2 separate regions of the Homo sapiens genome follow, and region 1 is linked to region 2. A link is a contact called in ENCODE Hi-C or POLR2A ChIA-PET data. All regions are on one chromosome and are shown on one strand. The core of a region is the stretch at or near the end of the contact, and the rest is flanking DNA. Distances in the headings are between cores, read along the strand shown. Region 1 overlaps LINC00261 (long intergenic non-protein coding RNA 261). Region 2 holds the start of THBD (thrombomodulin).

What was found. A loop is a pair of places that touch in the nucleus more often than their neighbours do. ChIA-PET counts read pairs that join two places held with the same protein, here RNA polymerase II (POLR2A). Pooled maps may share reads with other maps.
Region 1: a loop to region 2 is called in a pooled map, with 4 times the contacts of the local background. The contact joins the enhancer-like site here to the promoter of THBD in region 2. A Hi-C loop is called at or near these places in 4 of 37 single-sample maps with no recorded cell type and 6 of 50 pooled maps. POLR2A ChIA-PET finds 5 or more read pairs at or near these places in 1 of 52 experiments (endothelial cell of umbilical vein).

The regions. Positions count from the first base shown.
Region 1 is chr20:22,567,108-22,573,124 of GRCh38, forward strand. It overlaps LINC00261 (long intergenic non-protein coding RNA 261), which reads right to left. Exons shown (of 4, transcript NR_001558.3): 2 at 687-778. Among named protein-coding and RNA genes, the nearest start is that of LINC00261, 8.5 kb to the right of the region's middle. RefSeq lists enhancers at 745-1,563, 1,564-2,381, 4,292-4,891. Within about 2 kb of position 1,829, at least 5 of the 41 ENCODE cell types and tissues checked have a DNase peak (open chromatin) inside an H3K27ac peak, as active enhancers do.
Region 2 is chr20:23,048,362-23,054,691 of GRCh38, forward strand. THBD (thrombomodulin) reads right to left here and starts at 1,311. Exons shown (of 1, transcript NM_000361.3): 1 at 1-1,311. The coding sequence starts at 1,143.

The DNA of each region.
Region 1 (6,017 bases), core at 579-3,078, 480 kb before region 2:
CCTAGCTAAAAAGTCATGTCATGTCCCCCAAAACGAGCCTGAATTGATGCGAGGTTTTATGCAGACTTTAGGTCTGGTGAAGGGAATTTTGTGGAGCTATGTGTCACGGTTTGGGGTGAAATTAAACCCTACGCTTGATTCCAGTGTCCATTTTGAGCTCGTTAGGATTGCATGTGTTTTTCCTGTTTGCACCCGCTTTCTTCAGCCTTCTATGCACATACAGATGGTTACATTCTCATACTGGGTACCTGCAGAAGGTCACATGCTTTGCATCAATGGCAATTAGTTCCCTTTTTAAAATGGAAAATGTCATTAAGTTCTTGAATAATTCAAGAGTAGAGGTCACAATACAGTGTCCCTTTTGGGGGTCTTTATGGTGCAAATGGCAAAACAAGGCGATCCTATCAGTAAGAGTAGATCTAAGGTTTACAATGTAGCTCTATTTAGTGTGACAGGAAAATTAAATTACAGGAGGCACTCACTCATTGTCACCCGTTAACAGGCTTGGGAAAATTGTGAATCCCTGGGGGCAAATCACTGACGACGTGCGAGGGGAATAAAAATATTTCATTTTAATTGGCTGTTGTTTCCTTTGCTTGATTTTGAAAACAACAAACATAAACATGTCCCCCACAGTTCTCCTTGGAAATAGGGTCCCGAGTCTCCCAAACACGACCCCAACTTACAGTCTCTGCCCAGAGGCCGGCGGGTTAACCGCCCTGGGAAGCCTAGGTCTGTTTTCTCAGCGATGGTTGAGCTGGTCTTTATCCAGGGATTCCTGGGAAGGAAAATATAGGGACAGGTTTCAAATAAAAATGGGCTTCCACTACTCCGCCCCCCGCCCCCATCGGAGTCAGCTGGAATGCAGTTATTATGTTTCTGGAACAAGGGCAGCCCTTCGATTCTATCAGGACTGAGGAGGAGGAAGGGAAACAGAGTGACGCGGAGGCCACCCATTCTTTCTCCTCCCCAGAGGAAAAGGAGTTCGAGCTCCTTTTGAGATACCGGGTCGGAGAAGGTGCAGCTCGGGCTGGAGCAGGGTGGACGAGTGTTCGAAGAGGAGAAAGTGCAGGCTGGGGGAGCGAAACGAAAATCCTGAGGTCACTAAATGAGATAAAAGTGTCTCCAGGGCCGTGCCAGCACATCCTAGCCACCACTGGTGTCACCAGCATCCCGCCCCCCATTCTAGCCCCCTCTGTTGTCCCCCATTAAGACTGGTGGGCGTGGCTGCCTGGGTCCCGCTCCCACCGCAGCGGGGTCGCGCTCCCAGTCTTGACCCAAGGCCGTCTGCCTGTTCGCCCGGCCCTCCTCTGCGCGGTGCCCAGCGGGCTCATCCGGACGGGGCCGACCTTGGCACCTGCAGGAGAAACCCTGGACTCGCCAGTGTTACCGGAGACGGGAGAGCGATGGGGAGGGCGGGAGAGGAATACAGCTGACAGAGCCCATGGCGACTGGGGTGGGATAGGTCGGGTCCGGTGTGAACTGGCTGCCTAGGGTCGGTTCCCTGCGCTTTCTAGAATTTGTGGGGGAAAAGCAAGAATGACCGTCCCTCTGCCTCGTGCTCTTTTCGATCTCTCCCCCGACCCCCAGTGACATTTAGCAGGCATTTTCCTTTCGTGGCCTTCTCCACTAAGACCCTTGGAAGTCCTATGTCAGCGAAGTGAGCGTTGGGAGGGGACGAGAAGAACCCCCCGGAGGGCCAACCCGGGTTCCGCGTTTGGCGCATCTCGGCAGCCGGAGCTCGCCAAACCGGGACAGCCCCACGGACCCGCGGGGACTGGGGGCTCGGCCGGCTGCTCTGACGACCTCGGCGCGCCCGATCGGCCCCGGCTGCCTGGCCCCGGGTACCCGGGCACACGCCGCCTTCCCGGAGCCCGAGCACCCGCTCCGGCTCTCGCAGCCTGAGCCCAAGGAAGGCTGCTCTGCAGGTCCCCGGGCCACTCGCGGGGAGCCCGAGCCAGCCCGCCAGCCAGCGGCTAGGGCCTCACCCAGGAATGAGGAAAGGGAGTGCTGCTTTATTTCGGAAGCAGGTCCGACTCTGTGAACACCTAGATAGAGGGAGGCATTTAATTTTTATATGCACATATATATATATTGCAACGTGATTTGTCCTAGGTAGAGTTATTTGTGCCTCAACTTTGATACATTTCATGGTAGAATTAAAGGACAAGGTTCGTGCCTGGGGTGGGGGCGGAAGAGAATAGTGAAGGGGCAGTTTAGATGTTTTTTCTTTTCTAAATGATTCAATTTAAGCAAACACTTGGGGGCTCCAGGCCGCTGTAATTCCAAAGACAATTTTCTCTTGTTTTAATTTGATTTGCATTTTTTCAACGTTGATAATACTCAATTTCATGGCTGAATACACATGTAAACACGGTTAGGTCGTGTTTTTCGCCACTTGCACCAAACAGAATGTCGCTTGTCTCGGTGCCATGGGAGGTTACACGCCGCGTCCTCAAAATATCTGCAAGTTTCTCCTAAATTATTTTTCAAAACTTGGCCTGGAAATTTGTCTGAGCTTCAGAGGTGACGAACTAAAATATATCTAAACTGAATATATCTACTGAACTAGCCAAGGTGTGGGAAGACCTGCACAGACATTGCAAAAAGGAAGGCAGTAAAGGAAACAAATTCCTATTTGATATAGAATCAATCCTATTTTTACCCGGCATTATTTTTCTATATTGTATTAATAGTTTTAAACAATCCAAAAATAACAAAGAAATTATCTTCTCCCAGAAATGTTTTTAATGTGGATTTCATTGCTAGAAAGACAAGCATTGAGAAATATATAGCTATACCTTTATAAGGAGAGGTTTAATTACCACTATTGAGCTATTTTATCAAACATAAAAATTAGAAGAAAATGCAAGGTGAAATTGAGAAATAAGCGTTAGTCATATCAAAACTGATATTCAACAAAATAGCACTGCCAATGACAATGAAAGTAGGATGGTGTGACCTGCCTGTGAGCAGCTACCACAAAACTGTAATGCAAGCATATCACACATTGTTTTGCCCTCAGGACACAAACTAGACAGACATTGTGCAAAGAAATGTTTGGCACCTAATAAATTTATTAAAACTCCAAATACATTTTATACTCCATTTACGAAACTGTGCTGGAAAAAGTGAGGACACACTTTTTTGGTTTGTCCAAGAATACCTTATGTAATAAAATGGCTGTCTAATTTCCAGAGCTACCCTTCATTTAGAAATATATATTTATCTGCTTGCTATTGACTAATGTGGAATATTCAATACTGTGAGCAATATTTCTATCTCAAATCTTAAGAATTTACAAACTACAATGTTTGTTTTATTTTAAAAATCCTTAAAAATGAAAAGAATCCGTGAAAATTCTAAATCCTAAAAAATAAAATAGATCTGTGAGACTTCTTAAAATGCTTTATGCTCCAGGCTGGCTGATAATAGGTAACTGTATTTTAAATTGAGGTGATCTAATTTGAAAAATATCTTTTATCACGTGAAAGGCATTTAGGCAAACAAGAAAAAATTCCATTTGAAAGACAACAGACTTTGAAAGAGAAAGTCGCTTAATTTTTTTAAAAAACACACTCGTGGCAGGCCGACTGTCCAATGTCTGCAAGAAAACTGTTCTTCACCATTTGGCTTTTAAAAAAAGAATTATTAAATTTTAAATTATAATTGTTAGGATTTGTACTAAGGTTTTCTATTGTTTTGGAAGACTGGCCATTATGCCTACTTTATTTTACACAAATAGATGGCAGAGTACGCGCGCTCCTCACAATTGCTTCACAGCAAACCCATTCTTAGAGATGGAGCTAATGAAGGGGGCTAATTGTAACACACAGTCTATTCAGAGAATGCAAATGTTGGACAATAGAGTACATCTTTCCCTTTTTCTATTAGTAATTGAGGAGTAAATGGAGATCTTGTTAAGGATCTTAGAAGTTTGATCGTCACTGAGTGAGTTTGCCATTTTAATTTGCTTTCATCCCCAAAACAGATCTGTATTGAGACATGGCTACCTCAGCCAGAAGCAGAGCTGCTGCACCTCAGACAGAATCTGTCCTCCACCCTCAACTTCATTGAACTGGGTCTGAGCTGCAGCAGGAAACAGGGAGAAGGGCTGGGGTGGGGGAAGGGAGGCAAGGGAGGAATGGTCGGGAAAGTCTCTGGAAAGCATTCTAGACAGGTGGGGACTTCCAGATGTGGTATGGTTGGGGGCTTGGGAACTTGGGAGGGTGTGCACCTTGGGAGAGTCATGAGTCCTAGGAAGAAGTCACAGAACCCACCCCAACCCCTGCAAAACGTCCAGCAGCTGGGAGTGGGGAGGCGCTTAGCTAAGGGTGTCATACAGGGATAGTGATCTGCCTGTTCTTTCATGATGACCAAGAGCCCAGAGGCCTGAGCCTGAGGTAGGGAAGGGGTGTGTGTGTGTGTGTGTGTGTGTGTGTGTGTGTGTGTCATGTGGTGTGTGAGAGAGAGGAGGCAGGGAAGGAGGAGAGAGATTGTGGAATGCAAGGGAGAAATCATGCAGTTACTTTTAGTTGTTTACTGAGCAAGGGCAAAATCTAAACCGCGCTTGCCACAATCAATGAAAGGATCGCCTCAGCTTCCAGAGTTGAGCTCCCTAAATGAGTCTGGCATTCTGATAACTGCAGGTGAGCACCTGAGATCAACTCCTTCCCACTGCTCGATGCTGGGAAGAGATAGGGATGCATTTGTTCCTGAGCTCTGGGAAGGGAGAGGCAAGAGGGGGATTTAATTGTCTGCCTGGGTGAATCGAAATGTCCTTTAAAGCACAGAAATCAAGAGAGATTGGCCTTTAATTGGTAAACTTTGCTGATTGGGGGAGGTGGTAATTAAAATGGAAAGAGGACAAAATACAGATTGGCTACTGCTTCCCCCACTGTCTCGCCCCCATAAACAGCCCCCAAAATTGGTATTCTCCTCCCCTCTGGCCATCTTTACAAGGCTCAGCACACAATCTGATTGTGGGTAATTGTGTCATTCTTGTGTCCCAACCTTAGTCTAACACTCAGTTGTCCAGTTTGGAGTGAGAATACAATTTTATCTAGAACTCTGTTCACTTCCAAGAGTTGGCCATACACATGCCAACACGTGAGGAGCTGGCCTTAGAATCCAATTGTCTGCCTGTCTCTGAAATGCCGAAATGGAAGATGCTAAGTCTGCAGGGAATCTCACACCACTAAAAATGGACAGGCCAGGGAACTTAGCTTCCCGGATATTGAAAAGTAAAGGAGACCTCCAAGCCAAGCCTGAGCCCTGATTTGAGGAGGTCTAGTGCTCATTTCCACTCTGTGTCCCCGGAGCCTGGCACAAGCTTGGCAACTGTTCACATGCACACTCAGATGCACTCTGCTGGAGTGGTGCTCTTGTATGCGATGGGCCTACTGGGTCCTGGGCAGCATCCTCCCTCCCTGAGGGCTGCAGGTTGATGTGCCTAGGCCAGCATCCTATTCAGGGGCAAACCCCAGAGGCAGGTGTTTATGGAGATCTGCATTGGCATATATGTGAGGGGTGGGAGGGGGAGGCTTGCCGCGGGGGCTGGGGCCAGGGCGTGCTGGGGACCAGCTGTGGGCGGTGTATGCATTCCAGCTATGCTGTCACCTGGGTTGTCAGGCCACCAGGTGCAGGTCAGGGGGAGGTCAGAGGCAAGAGCCTCTTAGGACATTCCTAGCCCTTGCTCCCAGAATCCCTCGGTAGGGAATAAGGCAGACAGGCTGTAGCTCAGAAATGATTTGGCTATGTGGGTTGTTTTAAACTTATATGTCAGCCCTTAGTCTCTGCCCCTGACATTTTCTCTCTTGTCTGGCATTTTCTCCTTCTAATCACAATGTAAGAGCCTGCTTGCTGCCTCCTACTTTCCAGCACTGGCTAGCTGGCCCTGGAAGCATCAGTGGGGAGAAAAGCGTGGTCCAGGACTGAATGAACTTCTGCCCAACTTCGAGGGACCATGGCCACATAAGAATTCTGACTGTTACCCCAGAAGACAGCATGAGAATCCA
Region 2 (6,330 bases), core at 61-2,560:
CAGGGGCTGGCACTGGTACTCGCAGTTGGCTCTGAAGCACGGGTCCACGGGCTCCACACACTCGCCGTCCACCAGGTCGTAGTTAGGGTAGCAGTGGCACTCGAAGCCACCCTGTGTGTTGACACAGCGCTGCGGACACGGACTGGGCTCCAGTATGCAGTCATCCACGTCCTCGCACCGGTGTTGGTCGGCCGCCAGCCGGTAGCCGGTCTCGCACATGCACGAGTAGGAGCCCGGCTGGTCGGGGTTGGGAACGCAGAAGTGCTCGCAGAGGTCGTTGCAGGACTGCGTCGCGGATGCGGTGCAGGAGCGCCCGTCTGCCTGCAGGGCGGCGCCGGCTGGGCACTGGCAGCGGGGAGCCCCAGGGATCGCATTGCACGCGTGCTCGCAGCCGCCGTTCTCCACGCTGCAGTCCCAAGCGCCCGGCGCCTCCCTGGCCCAGTGCCCCTGGACCGCTCCGGGCGGCGCGGTGCACATTAGCTGTAAGCCGAGGGGAGCCACCGCGGCGGAGCTGCCCACCGGCAGCGCCTGGAAGTCCGCTCCGCGGGCCGCGAACGGGGTGCCGTAGGTGATCGAGACGGCGGCAGCCGCGGCGCCGGGCTCCACAGCCAGTGGCCTGCAGGTGGCTGGGAAGTGGAACTCGCAGAGGAAGCCATCGGCCTTCACTTCGCACTGCTGCTCCTCCCAGATCGGCTCGCTGGGCACAGTGGCCTCAGCAGCGGAGACAGCGACGCACAACGGGCCGCAGAGGGGAGCCCCATTGAGGTCGAGCCGTGCCCACCTGCTATAGCTGGTGTTGTTGTCTCCCGTAACCCACTGGAAGCCGCGCAGGGGCCCGAGGCGCTTGGGGTCGCCGCAGCCGGGTGGCAGCTGCAGGCCGATCCAGAGGCGCCGGCGGCCAACGCCGCCGTCGCCGTTCAGTAGCAAGGAAATGACATCGGCAGCCACCGAGGAGCGCACTGTCATTAGGTGGCCCCGCAGTCCGTCGCAGATCTGACTGGCATTGAGGAAGGTCGCGGGGCCCGGGTAGAGCGCGAAGCAGTCGTGCTCGACGCACTGGCTGCCACCCGGCTGCGGCTCTGCGGGTGCGGGGAACCCCAGGCCGGCCAGGGCCAGCGCGCCAAGGACCAGGACCCCAAGCATGTTACCCAGGCGCGCCGCGTGCAGGCGCCGGGGAAAGCGCGGGCACTGCGACAGGGCCGTGCCGGAGCAGAGGGGCACAGGACGCCGATGGCGACAGCCTCTCCTGTCCGTCCCAGCCCAGACACTTCTTGCCGCTGCGCGCAGCCCCTGCGAGGCAGCCTCTGACATGCGGATCGGCCAGGGCTCGAGTTTATAAGTGCCCGGCCCTCCCTCCCTGGACGTTCGGGAAAAGGAAGGAAGTGCCTGGTGGGAAGGGCTGATGCCGCATACTCGGATTGCTGGGTTCTCTGGCCGCCCTTGCGCCCGCCCTCGCGCATGGGATCACCTCGCCGGGATGAGTAAACCCTGCCCTGGCGCAGGGAGGTTCTCGGGCGGGGCCGACAGGGGCAGGCGCCAGGGAAGGCCAGCACCCCTGTAACAAGACGACTGTCCCCGCCCACCACTCGGGCCCCCACGCGTGCAGCCCTCTTTCATCTCTTGGTCCTCCTTTCTTTCTTTTCATACATGTTACAGCCACTTCCAAGGAAAGCCTGGATTGCAAGAGCTCTGGGAACCGGAGACTTCAGAGAAGAGGGCTTTGAATGGGGAGTGGGGGAGGTGGTGCACAGGACCTGCAAGACGCTGGGAGGGGTGATCGGCACCAAGGGCACTTTGGGAGGACCTGCCTAGGACGTGGACTTCCCCGAAGACAGGATCGCAAGGAGAGACAGCTGGATCCTGTCCGCGGCCAAGGTGCCTGGCTCAGGAAACCAGCGGAGCGCGCTTGGCCTCACAGGACAGTGGGTGTGGCTGGGGTGACGGGGCAGGGTGGGGAAGACTGGCCTAACACCAGCGCCCTCTGCCCCATGGCTGGCCAGGGACCCGCGAGTCCCTGGACACGCACTGGCCAACGCCAGACCCCATCTCATCGGGTGGGGAAGTCGCGGGGACACTGTCAGGGCGCCGAAGTCCGGACCCGGCTCAGAGGCGGTGGCAGGTGAATTGCTGCGGCGCCGGGTAGGGGCGGGCGCGTGGGAGCGAGTCAGCCTGGCCAGTTTCGGCCCAGCTTCCGAAGGATGGTGCTTCTTGCACCCCAACAGAGTGGCTGGCAACCCCCCAGGGGAGCGCGCAGGATCCCAGCTGATCCCACCCGGGTCGGCTAAGGAGGTTTCCATTTCGTCCAGAGTCCGAATTGATACCCACGTGCATAGAAACGCCACTTGCTCGGCAAAGGGCACTGAAGAGCCACCGTCCTGTGGATGGGCAGGGTGGGGGGGGGGCTGGAGGAGGACATGGGAATCCGTCACTTTCGACCTCTTCCGGTGGTTCACTTACCGGGAATGCGGAAGAGTGGGTCTCCCCCTCGGGTCGCCCCCATAATGGTGAGAGGCAAACTGTTTAAAAACACCCTTGCCTCTCTCCTCTACTGTCCTCACAACGAGCGCCAGGGGGCGGCGCTGTCGAGCTCTAAACAAAGCCAAGGAAGTTGGAGAAGTTTCGGGCTAAAAAGGGTTAAGGTGTAGGAGCACAGAGTCCTCCTTCTGGGGTTGGAAGCTCCGTTCCCGGGCAGCTCAGCGTGGATTCCGCTGCGTTCACCTCTTGCCTCCAGGGCCCAGTAGATCCTGGGCTTTAAACAAGAACAGAGAGTATGGCGTCTGCCACGTGCGACAGACACGCACCGGTGGGGTGGGCCGGGCTGGACTGGACTGACCTGCAGTGACCAAACGGGTGGGGCGTGGACACTCTGAAAGTGAAAAAGGCAAGCACGACTGTCCCGCCGCACACTCCCCAGCGCCTTGGGGCAGAGAGCCTCCAAACGTCCCGCTGAGTTGAGCTCTTCGCTGGGAAGGCCGCCCCAGCACCCAGGAAACGAAGGAGCTGCTGGACACGGGGGTCTGAAGCTCCCGGAATGCACACAGCTGCGCCTCCCCTGACGCGGACCCCCTGGGAAGAGGAAGGGAAGAGCGGCAGATAGCACAGTAGGGCTTGTCCGGCGGGAGCAGTCAAGCTGTGGCTGCCTAGGCTGAATCAGGGGGTCGTGACTCCGGTGCACAGCCTGCCTACGCGGGACGCAAAAGCAGGGCTGCCTGCGGTGCCGCCATGGGGGTGAGGGTGGAGCTTCAGATAAGGGCAGGAACCTCGTTGGGGCACTGCTGAAAGGTCTCAGAATGTGGGGACAATTCCCAGAGTGAATGAGACAAGAGAGGGGGACAGGATCGGTTACAGAATCAGAAACCAGTGCAAAGTGAAAATGTGGGGTCCATTGTTCAATTACAAGGATTCAAGACTGTGATAGCAAAGTGTTAAACAAGGAATGAGGCCCTGGGGGGGTGATGAGAGGGCCCTTCTGAACCTGCCAGCCCTAAAAGCCACTGAGGGACATTCAAGGATCAGATCTCACCCCACACCAGGCTGGCTGAGTTCTTGGATGGATTCTAGCTGATTCACCAACACAATGTTTCACTGGACGTCCTACACAGGTCCACTTGCACCCATTGCTGATTCTTGCAAAGAAAAAAAAAGTGTGAGAACAGCCCCAATAGCTGAGTCCACTAAGAACTCAGTGATGTCTGTGAAACTTGGATCAACCCTATATGAGGAGGTGCAGATGTTGGATGTTTCTGTATTAGAAAGAAACTAGAGCAACAACAGATAGAAGCAGAGCATTGTCCCATGGGGGGTACCACAGTGTCTGGGTTGCCCTACACAAGGATGGGTGGACATGACCCACTTGGCTTTCCCACCTGTAAGGGCTTTACCCCTGACCCTCAGGATACCTTTGCCTTGTGGGGCCTGCCCTCAGCCGCTTTGTTTTTCCTCTCCAGCCAATACCTTGGAGGCTTTGCATATTTTAGACTACCTTCTGGTGACTGAAGGTCCCCTGTCTGTGTTCTTGCCCCATCCCTATCTTCCTATCTGTGCCCCCTGCACACCAGGGTGGGCCACTCCTTCCTATCCCTTTGCAGATAACACATCCACTTCCCAATGCTTGGCCCAGTTCCTGGCCCAGCACCCTCACTCTGGCCCACCAGCAGACTTGCTTTACTCCTGAAACAGCTCCCTTGAAGAACACCCATCTGGTCCTAAATACTGTTGCCAAAATCTTGTTTTCAGCCATCCTTCTAGAAGCCTTGGTGCCATTTGCACTTGTGACCCTTCACCATTCTCAAGGCTCCTCCTCCAATTACTTTTGAGACACATGTTTTCCTCCCTTCCTCTCCTGTGAGCCTTGGGGAGGCCCCTGGGATCCTCTTGTACCACCCACTAGAGTGGCCATTCTCAAGGTTTTGCTGGTGGTCTTCATCATCTCTTTACAACCCACCTTTTGGTGAACTTACCCATTCCCCTGGCAGTGATAGCAGTGTCCAAGGAGATTGGGGAGGGAGTATTCTAGAAGGGACCCTTACCCCATCTTTCCCAGTATCAATAGTTGGTCCACTGAGGTTTTAAACCATGCACTTGCCTTTGACTTTCTGCTCTCCTTCATCCACTGCCTAGTTTTTGTGTCTTGTTTCCCCTGATCACTGCTCCTGCCTTCTCAATTTATGCTGAGACAGTTGGGTCCCCAGCTCTTTTCCTTGCTGCTTATCTCTCCAGCTCTCCACCGTGGCTGAGGCTACTCTGATCCTCATACTCCCTCAGTGCTGCTCCCACCCGCTGGGAGAGCCCATACTCTTTCCCCTCCGCACTGAAGATGCTCGCGATAGTGCCTCTACTCTGTGGCCACAGATGAGAAAATTTGCACTCAAGGGGCTATGCTGGAATTTGGACCCAGAGCCTGCACCCCTTGCACCTCACAAGGCTTCAAGGACCAGTGTTCTGCTGGTCTCCATGAATGAGGAAACATCCTGGCAAGGGAGGCTCCTGCTCACTGTCAGAGAAGCACCTTGTCCGCTCATCTCCACCCTGTAGTTCATGTCTCTCCCTCTGCTAGCAACATTCTCGTCTGCCAGGCTCTTCACCCACTGAAATCTTTCCATTCTTTCAAGTCCCAGTTCAAGCTTCCCCATCAGCAAGTTTTCTGAATAACCCAACCAGAACTGATCTGTCTGTGATTCCCATAGACAGGTCGTTCTCTCAGCTCTTTAGTACTCACCACTCCCTCCCTGCCCTGTACCTAATCATGCATATACCACACTTTTTGCTGCACTTATACTCCAGATTCCCACACATTTTTGTATCCCCTTACACCTAACAGCACGCTTTGTAACTAGACAGTGCCCAGAGCTTATTGGAGCACCTGTGGTAGATGTTTCTTTGTCCTCTCCAGGGTGATTTTCTCACATTCACCTGCAAAGACAAGGATGGGGGACCTCAGAGCCTCAGGGTGAATTAAGAGTGTGGACTTTGGAGCCGACTTGGCTGCACTGGAGACCCAGCTCCGGCATTCACAAGTTTTTGTTTATTGTTAAGATTTGACTAATAACCCCTCCCCGTGTAGCTCAGTTTCCTTGACTGTGTAATGGGAATAGTCCCTCCTTCAAAGTGTTAGGATGAAGATTAAATGGGTTATACATGTAAAGCATTTAGAACAGAGGAGCCGTAGTCAGCTCTCAATAAATTTTAGCAAAAAAGAAAACACTCAAGTCCCTAGAATTTGGATTCGGCATCTGATTGTATTCAATATCCAGCATGGTTTCTTTTCCATGGTAGGGACTCACCAAATGTCTGTTGGATTTAATTTGTTCCAGCCAAGCATTTCTACCACTAATAACAATAAGCAATTGTGAAAAAAAATCAGGGATGGAGGCATAGGGAAGAAATTGAAGCATGTCCTGTCTTAGGCTTCCCATCTGCCCTAGAGACATCCATAGTGACTGTCCCCATTGCCCAGGTGTGGAAGCTGAAGGCCAGAGAGAATCAGTGACTCTCCAATGTCACACAGCTAGTAAGTGGTGAAACAAAGATTCACCGGCCTGTGGTAAGGATGAAAGAATTACAATGTGGAGTATGTCTGAGCCCCCATTTTGCCACATACTGGCCTACTTGGCTAAGTTATTTCAATCTCTGGTGTTCTTTCCCAAAAACTGGAGATATAATATCTAATATGTAGGATTAGTGTAAAATAAAACTCTTTCCCAAAAACTGGAGATATAATATCTAATATGTAGGATTAGTGTAAAATAAAACAGAAAATGTACATACAGTGACTATTACTTTTCTTGGAAGACAGCAGCTGTTTAACAAATATGGTTGTTATTACTGCTA